Regions from separate parts of the Homo sapiens genome. Here region 1 is linked to region 2. A link is an interaction called in ENCODE POLR2A ChIA-PET data of the cell type or tissue named here. Cell type or tissue: MCF 10A. All regions are shown on one strand. Links, peaks and the distances in the headings refer to the core of each region. The heading gives the core; the rest is flanking DNA. Region 1 overlaps MIS18BP1 (MIS18 binding protein 1). Region 2 overlaps PRPF39 (pre-mRNA processing factor 39).

Region 1 (2,925 bases), core at 125-2,624, 130 kb after region 2:
GTTAAGAGGTTTTATGATCTATCTTGATGAATGATCAACCTATCCTTGGAAATAACCTATTCTTTTTCTTATTATTGGGTGGAATGTTCTGTAAATGTGAATCATACGAATGACTGATGGTGTTGTTCAGTTCTATATCCCTGCTAATTTTCAGTCAGTTCTATCAAATACCAAGAGAGGAGCAGTGTGGTTTCCTATAACTGTGGATTTGACTATCCTTGTAGTTTAGTCCGCTGCTTTCACTTGTCAGTTTTTAACTCATGTATTTTGAGGTTTTATTGTCAGGTGCATACACACTTAGGAATTTCATGCCTTCCTGGTGACTGACCCTTCTATCATTTGTAATGTCTTTCTTTATTCCTGGTTATTTTCTTCCTACTAAAGTCTATTTTGACAGATATTAATATAGCCACTCAAGCTTTCTTTTGATTTGTGTTTAGACGGTATTTTTCTATCCTTTTAACCTACCTATATCATTATATTTAAAGTGAGTTTGTTGTATACAGCATATAGTTAGATCATGTTTTTAAATTCATTCTGACAATATGTCTTTTAATTGGTATGTTTAGACCATTTAATTTAATTATGTTGGATTTAGGTCAATAATTTTATTATTTGTTTTCTGCTTGTTCCATGTAAAAAAATCCTCCACTTCTCTTCTTCTTTGCCTTCTTTTGGGCTATTTGATTTTCCAGTATTTTAATTTATGTTTGAAATTATTTCTTTGTATAGTTTTTTTAGAAGTTGCTCTAGGGATGACATTAAATATACTTAACTTCAACAGTCTACTTAGAATCAATATTTTACTGCTTCAAGTGAAATGTTAATATTTTTATTTTAGCAGGTCATCAACCTGGTGGTATCCCAAGCTATACGTTCAGTCTACTATCATTGTTGTTTCAATGTCAGTTTCATTTTTCAAAGCTCTGCAGTGCTGTTAGGATCTTCCTGTGTGTGGGACACTGAGTAGCTAGCCTAGAAACTGGGTGTGGTCTACTGTTTAGTTCAGTTCTCAGTCTTTTATATGCTCTTTAGGACCATGTCCACATATGTACAACTCCTGGGTGGCATAGAAGTTCATAAACAACTTTATGGGGTTGCTTTTCCTACTTCCTCTCTTTCCGCGATTTCTGGTTCCCTGGAGTTTCCCTTGTCAGTGCTCTGGCCAGAAAGCTGGGGCTTTTATTACTCTGCTCTGCTGTATGCCTCACACAACTGAATTTTTGTCCAGTACCAAGCAACAGACAACAGAAAGAGAACAGAAGCAACAGGTACTTGCCCCACTACTTTGAGGCAACCATTCCTAATTGTAGAGAAGGTTCTCATCTCTCAGAGTTTTAGATATATCTCAGCCCCAGCTGATGCTGTGACTGTAGCCCCTGCAGGATTGCATGGGGACTGAGTTAAGAGAAAAGACAAAAACAAAACAAAACAAAACAAAACAAAACAAAAACAAACCAAACCAAACACTGGGGATTTCCTCTACTGTTTCTGAGTGTCAGAAGTCCCCCTTTCTGCTCCTCAACCCAGAACTGGAGAGCTCCTCTTTAAACTCTCTTTGTTACCCTTCAGTGCCCACTTCTAGGTTTCTAGTATCCTTGAGTCTCACTTGTGGGGCACCAAACTTTACTATTTATAACACTTGTTAGGCCGGGCACGGTGGCTTATGCCTATAATCCCAGCACTTTGGGAAGCCAAGGTGGGCGGATCATTAGGTCAGGAGTTCAAGACCAGCCTGACCAACATGGTGAAACCTCATCTCTACTAAAAATATAAAAATTAGCCAGGCGTGGCAGCGTGCGCCTGTAGTCCCAGCTACTCAGGAGGCTGAGGCAGGAGAATCGCTTGAACCCGGGAGGCAGAGGTTGCAGTAACCGGGATTGTGGCATTGCACTCCAGACGGGGCAGCAGGGCGAGACTCCGTCTCAATCAAAACAAAACAAAACAAAAAACAAAAAAATGCATTTCTTAAAATATGAAGCTACGTGAGAGAGTACTATTTGGCTATCTTGAAATATTACATGGGAATGAAAAGGTCACTTTTACTTTCCTCATACTTAGGCTTTCCTCGTACTTTCCTCGTATTAGAGATGACCACAAAAATACCACTAGGAGTTATGTGTAGTCTATCTCCATTCCCTGTGCAAATTATAATTTCTCCCTTTTTTTTAATGACATCTTCCATGTTAACCCCTTATTGCTATTTTTATGTCTTTAACTGTCTTGTGGCTGCTCTGTAGATATTTCGGAATGAAATCTAACTACTTACCAATGAAGTTTCTGTAACTCCTTCTCATTCCATTCCTTATCCTGAATTAAACCAGGTAAGCATTCTAAGGGATGCCTATTTGTCTTATCAGATCCTACTGCCTCAGTAATTGGAAACTCTTTCCTAACACCAGACTTCTGAAGAGTTTCTTTGACGGAAGGTCTAGCTTTCTTTTGTTTGATATAAAATTCATTTTCACTTTCTTCAGTTTCAGGTTCCAAAATCACTGGAATATTACTTGTGTTTCTTGTGCTCTTTCTCAGGTGAACCACTGCTTCTTTGGTGTTTCCTGCTTTGGTTTTCTTAACTTCAGCTTTCCTTTTAATTTCCTTTTCTGTTTCACTTTCTTCACTTGACAAATCTGGTGAGGACTGATGCTTATAAAATGACATAGCTACCTGATTTTCTATTTTCTTCAATTTTGGTAATAGTCTGGTATTTTTCTTAAAGTCAGAGGTGAGCATTTGTTCCTTTTCAAGGTTAGATATTTTTATTTTCCGGTTGACAGTAAGTAAGTCACGTTCATCGCAATCTTCCTTGTTTTTACTTTTATGACCTTCAAATGTATTTTCTAAAGTCCCCATGGACTTGCTGATGGGACTTTTTTTTTGACACTCTGGTATTACAAAATCTGTTACTGCTTTGATGGTGCCAGC
Region 2 (2,925 bases), core at 271-2,770:
ATAGCATATCTTATTATCATTAATAGCTAGTAATTGAAGTTATAGCAGTGCAGATGACATGCTTTCATTCATTCATTCTTCAGAAATAATGAGTGTCTTTGTGTGCCAGGCAACTCGATACACAGTAGTTGAATTACACATGTATATGTATTATTACATTAAAGTGTCATAAAACCATATACTTTTACTATGCAAAGCACTGTGCTAAAATTTTTTTCTATTCTATTTTCCATTTGAAGAAAGGTTCAAGAAACTGGTGTGAAGCAATCTACAGTTTGAAAATTACTGATACAGTGAAGAGATGATTACTTAGCCCCTTATTACAGATATGATATGCAAATATTTTCTCCCATTCTGTAGGTTGCCTTTTCACTCCACTGATTGTGTCCTTTTATGCACAAAAGCTTTTAAATTTGATGTAGTCCTATTTGTCTGTTTTTGCTTTTGTTTGCCTGTGCTTTTGGCATTATCCAAGAGTTCACTGCCAAGTCCAGTATCATTAAGCTTTCCCCTACGTTTTCTTCTAGGAATTTTATAGTTTTAGGTTTTACATTTAGGTCTTTACTTCATTTTAAGTTAATTTTTACATGTAGTATAAGACCAGGGTCCAACTTCATTCTTTTGCACGTGGATATCCAGTTTTCCAAGCACCATTTGAAGAGACGATCCCTTCCTCAATGAGCAGTCTTAGCACTTTGTTGAGGGCCATTTGAGAAGGGAGTTTATTTCTGTGTTCTTTATTTCATTGGCCTATTTGACTGTTTTTATGTCAGTATCACACTTGATTTCTTTCTTTTTTTTGAGGCAGGGTCTGGCTCTGTCACCCAGGCTGGAGTGCAGTGGCACGATCACGACTCACTGCAGCCTTGACTCCCACTTCAGCCTCCGGCTAATTTTTGTATTTTTTTGTAGAGAATGGTTTTTGCTATGTTGCCTGGGCTGGTCTGGAACTCATGGGTGATCGGCCTACTTGGCCTCCCAAAGTGCTGAGATTACAGACAGGAGCCACTATGCCTGGCCCGTTTTATTTCTTTCTTTTGATAGCTATTCTGTACCCTTTCCCATTTTATGTTGCTAGTTGAAAATTATTGGTTGTTGTTAAGAATAAACTGATAATAATTGACATATAAATAATATGTTGGAGTAACTCATTAAAAAATAACTTTAGTGTATTCTTTTGACTCTGTGATTTGTGAAGTAATCATCAAAATGATCTCTATAAGCATAAGGTTGATGTTCTTAAATCTTTTTACAACACTGTGATTGCAGGGTGTGGAGTAATTGACAGGCTCTGAAGATGCAGGGGTGTGGTAAATTTGCTGATTCCAGAAGAAACCCTTATGTCTCACCTAAGTGTGAAATTAGAATAGGGTAGCTAGTTAATGACTCAGAATGTATCAGCCTACAGTCTTTTTTGTATTTTGTTTTTAGACTGAGCTCTGAAATACAAAACCACAAACTAGTGACTAATTTGCATTTGGAAAATTAATCTTCAAACGTATCTTTTTCTTTAAAGGAAGAGGGAAAAAGAACAAAATAAATTTACAAGTTACTTTGCCTTTTCCTAGGGCCTGAAGTGATTAAACTTGGAAAAGTTGATGACATTAATCATACATTGAACTAGAAGGGAACTTATTTTTTCTGGTAGTCTACTACTTTGGACTCTCTTTTATTATGCATTGGCTAGATTTGCTTTTTCTGTAATTTTTTCTCAAATTCTTTTGTCCATAATATGGCTCCATGCTACTTTGCTTTTACCCTTCTACTTCTCAATACCAACCTCTTCATTCTGGTCATTCTGTGTCTCTCTTATCTTTTCAGTCATCATTTCTACCTTCTTGTCTGCTGTCAAGGAGAGTTGTTTAATGGGTTGTTCCACATTCTAGAATAGTTTACCATTCTTTTTCTATTATTCCATAATTTTTCAAAGTTAATTATATTTCATGTTTTCATCTATAGATTGCTATTGTTTTCAAATGATTTTTTCAATAATCTTTCACTTTGTTTCATTTGAGAGCTTATCTCCAAATGTGTGTGTGTATGTGTTTGTGTGTGTGTGTATGTGTTGTGTGTTAGCTCTTTCTCTACCTGGTTAATAGACATTAGTGAGTAAGGACCTTATCTTACACTTATATGTCACTACGAGGAATGTAATACAGTGCTGGACATCCATCAGGCATTGAAAATTTTTTGTCCCCTTCCCCCATCCCCACATGTCCCATTTTTTCCTTTCAAATTTTTGTGTATTCCCTAGATTTACCTGGTTATAGCTAATTCTTTCAATGGCATTCAGACTCAGAAGGTCTTTTAACATTTAAAATTTATTCTTTCTTAGGAAAAAAATAGTTTCATACTATTTGTTCTTTCTTTTTCTTTTTCCTTGTTTTTAATAGAATCTTGCTCTGTCTCCCAGGCTTAGGAAAAAAATGGTTTCATACTATTTGTTCTTTCTTTTTCTTTTTTCCTTGTTTTTAATAGAATCTTGCTCTGTCTCCCAGGCTGGAGTGCAGTAGTGTGATCGTAGTTCACTGCAGCCTTGAACTACTGGATGATCAAGTGATTCTCCCACCCCAGCCTCCTCAGTAGCTAGGACTATAGGCACACACCACTGTGCCCAGCTAATTTTTAGATTTTTTTGTAGTGATGGAATCTCACTTTGTTCCCCAGGCTGGTCTGGAACATCTGGCTTCAAGCGATCCACCCACCTTGGCTTCCCGAAGTGTTGGGATATAGGTGTGAGCCACCTTTCCTGGCCATGCTACATTTTGAAATGATGGAAATGTTTTAGAATCTGGGTTTTGTATCCGTGTGACAATTTTAAAGGGTCACACATAGACACATGACCCCGAATGCAAAACTAATATGACAAACTTATAATAATATTTTACAATTTTGCAGAGATCTGGCTTTCTTAGTTTACGAAGA

What was found. Peaks named below come from ENCODE experiments on the same cell type or tissue, not always from the same donor. Only the 100,000 strongest peaks of a DNase experiment are listed, where the experiment ranks them.
Region 1: POLR2A ChIA-PET joins it to region 2 with 5 read pairs; 2 of 35 experiments call an interaction of 5 or more read pairs at or near these places.

The regions. Positions count from the first base shown.
Region 1 is chr14:45,221,649-45,224,573 of GRCh38, forward strand. It overlaps MIS18BP1 (MIS18 binding protein 1), which reads right to left. Exons shown (of 17, transcript NM_018353.5): 11 at 2,270-2,925. Among named protein-coding and RNA genes, the nearest start is that of MIS18BP1, 30 kb to the right of the region's middle. RefSeq lists an enhancer at 1,242-1,291. In MCF 10A, for the core only: no CTCF peak of the experiment used is centred there; no DNase peak of the experiment used is centred there.
Region 2 is chr14:45,088,686-45,091,610 of GRCh38, forward strand. The region is part of intron 1 of PRPF39 (pre-mRNA processing factor 39); the gene reads left to right. Among named protein-coding and RNA genes, the nearest start is that of PRPF39, 6.0 kb to the left of the region's middle. In MCF 10A, for the core only: no CTCF peak of the experiment used is centred there; a DNase peak (open chromatin) is centred at 1,356.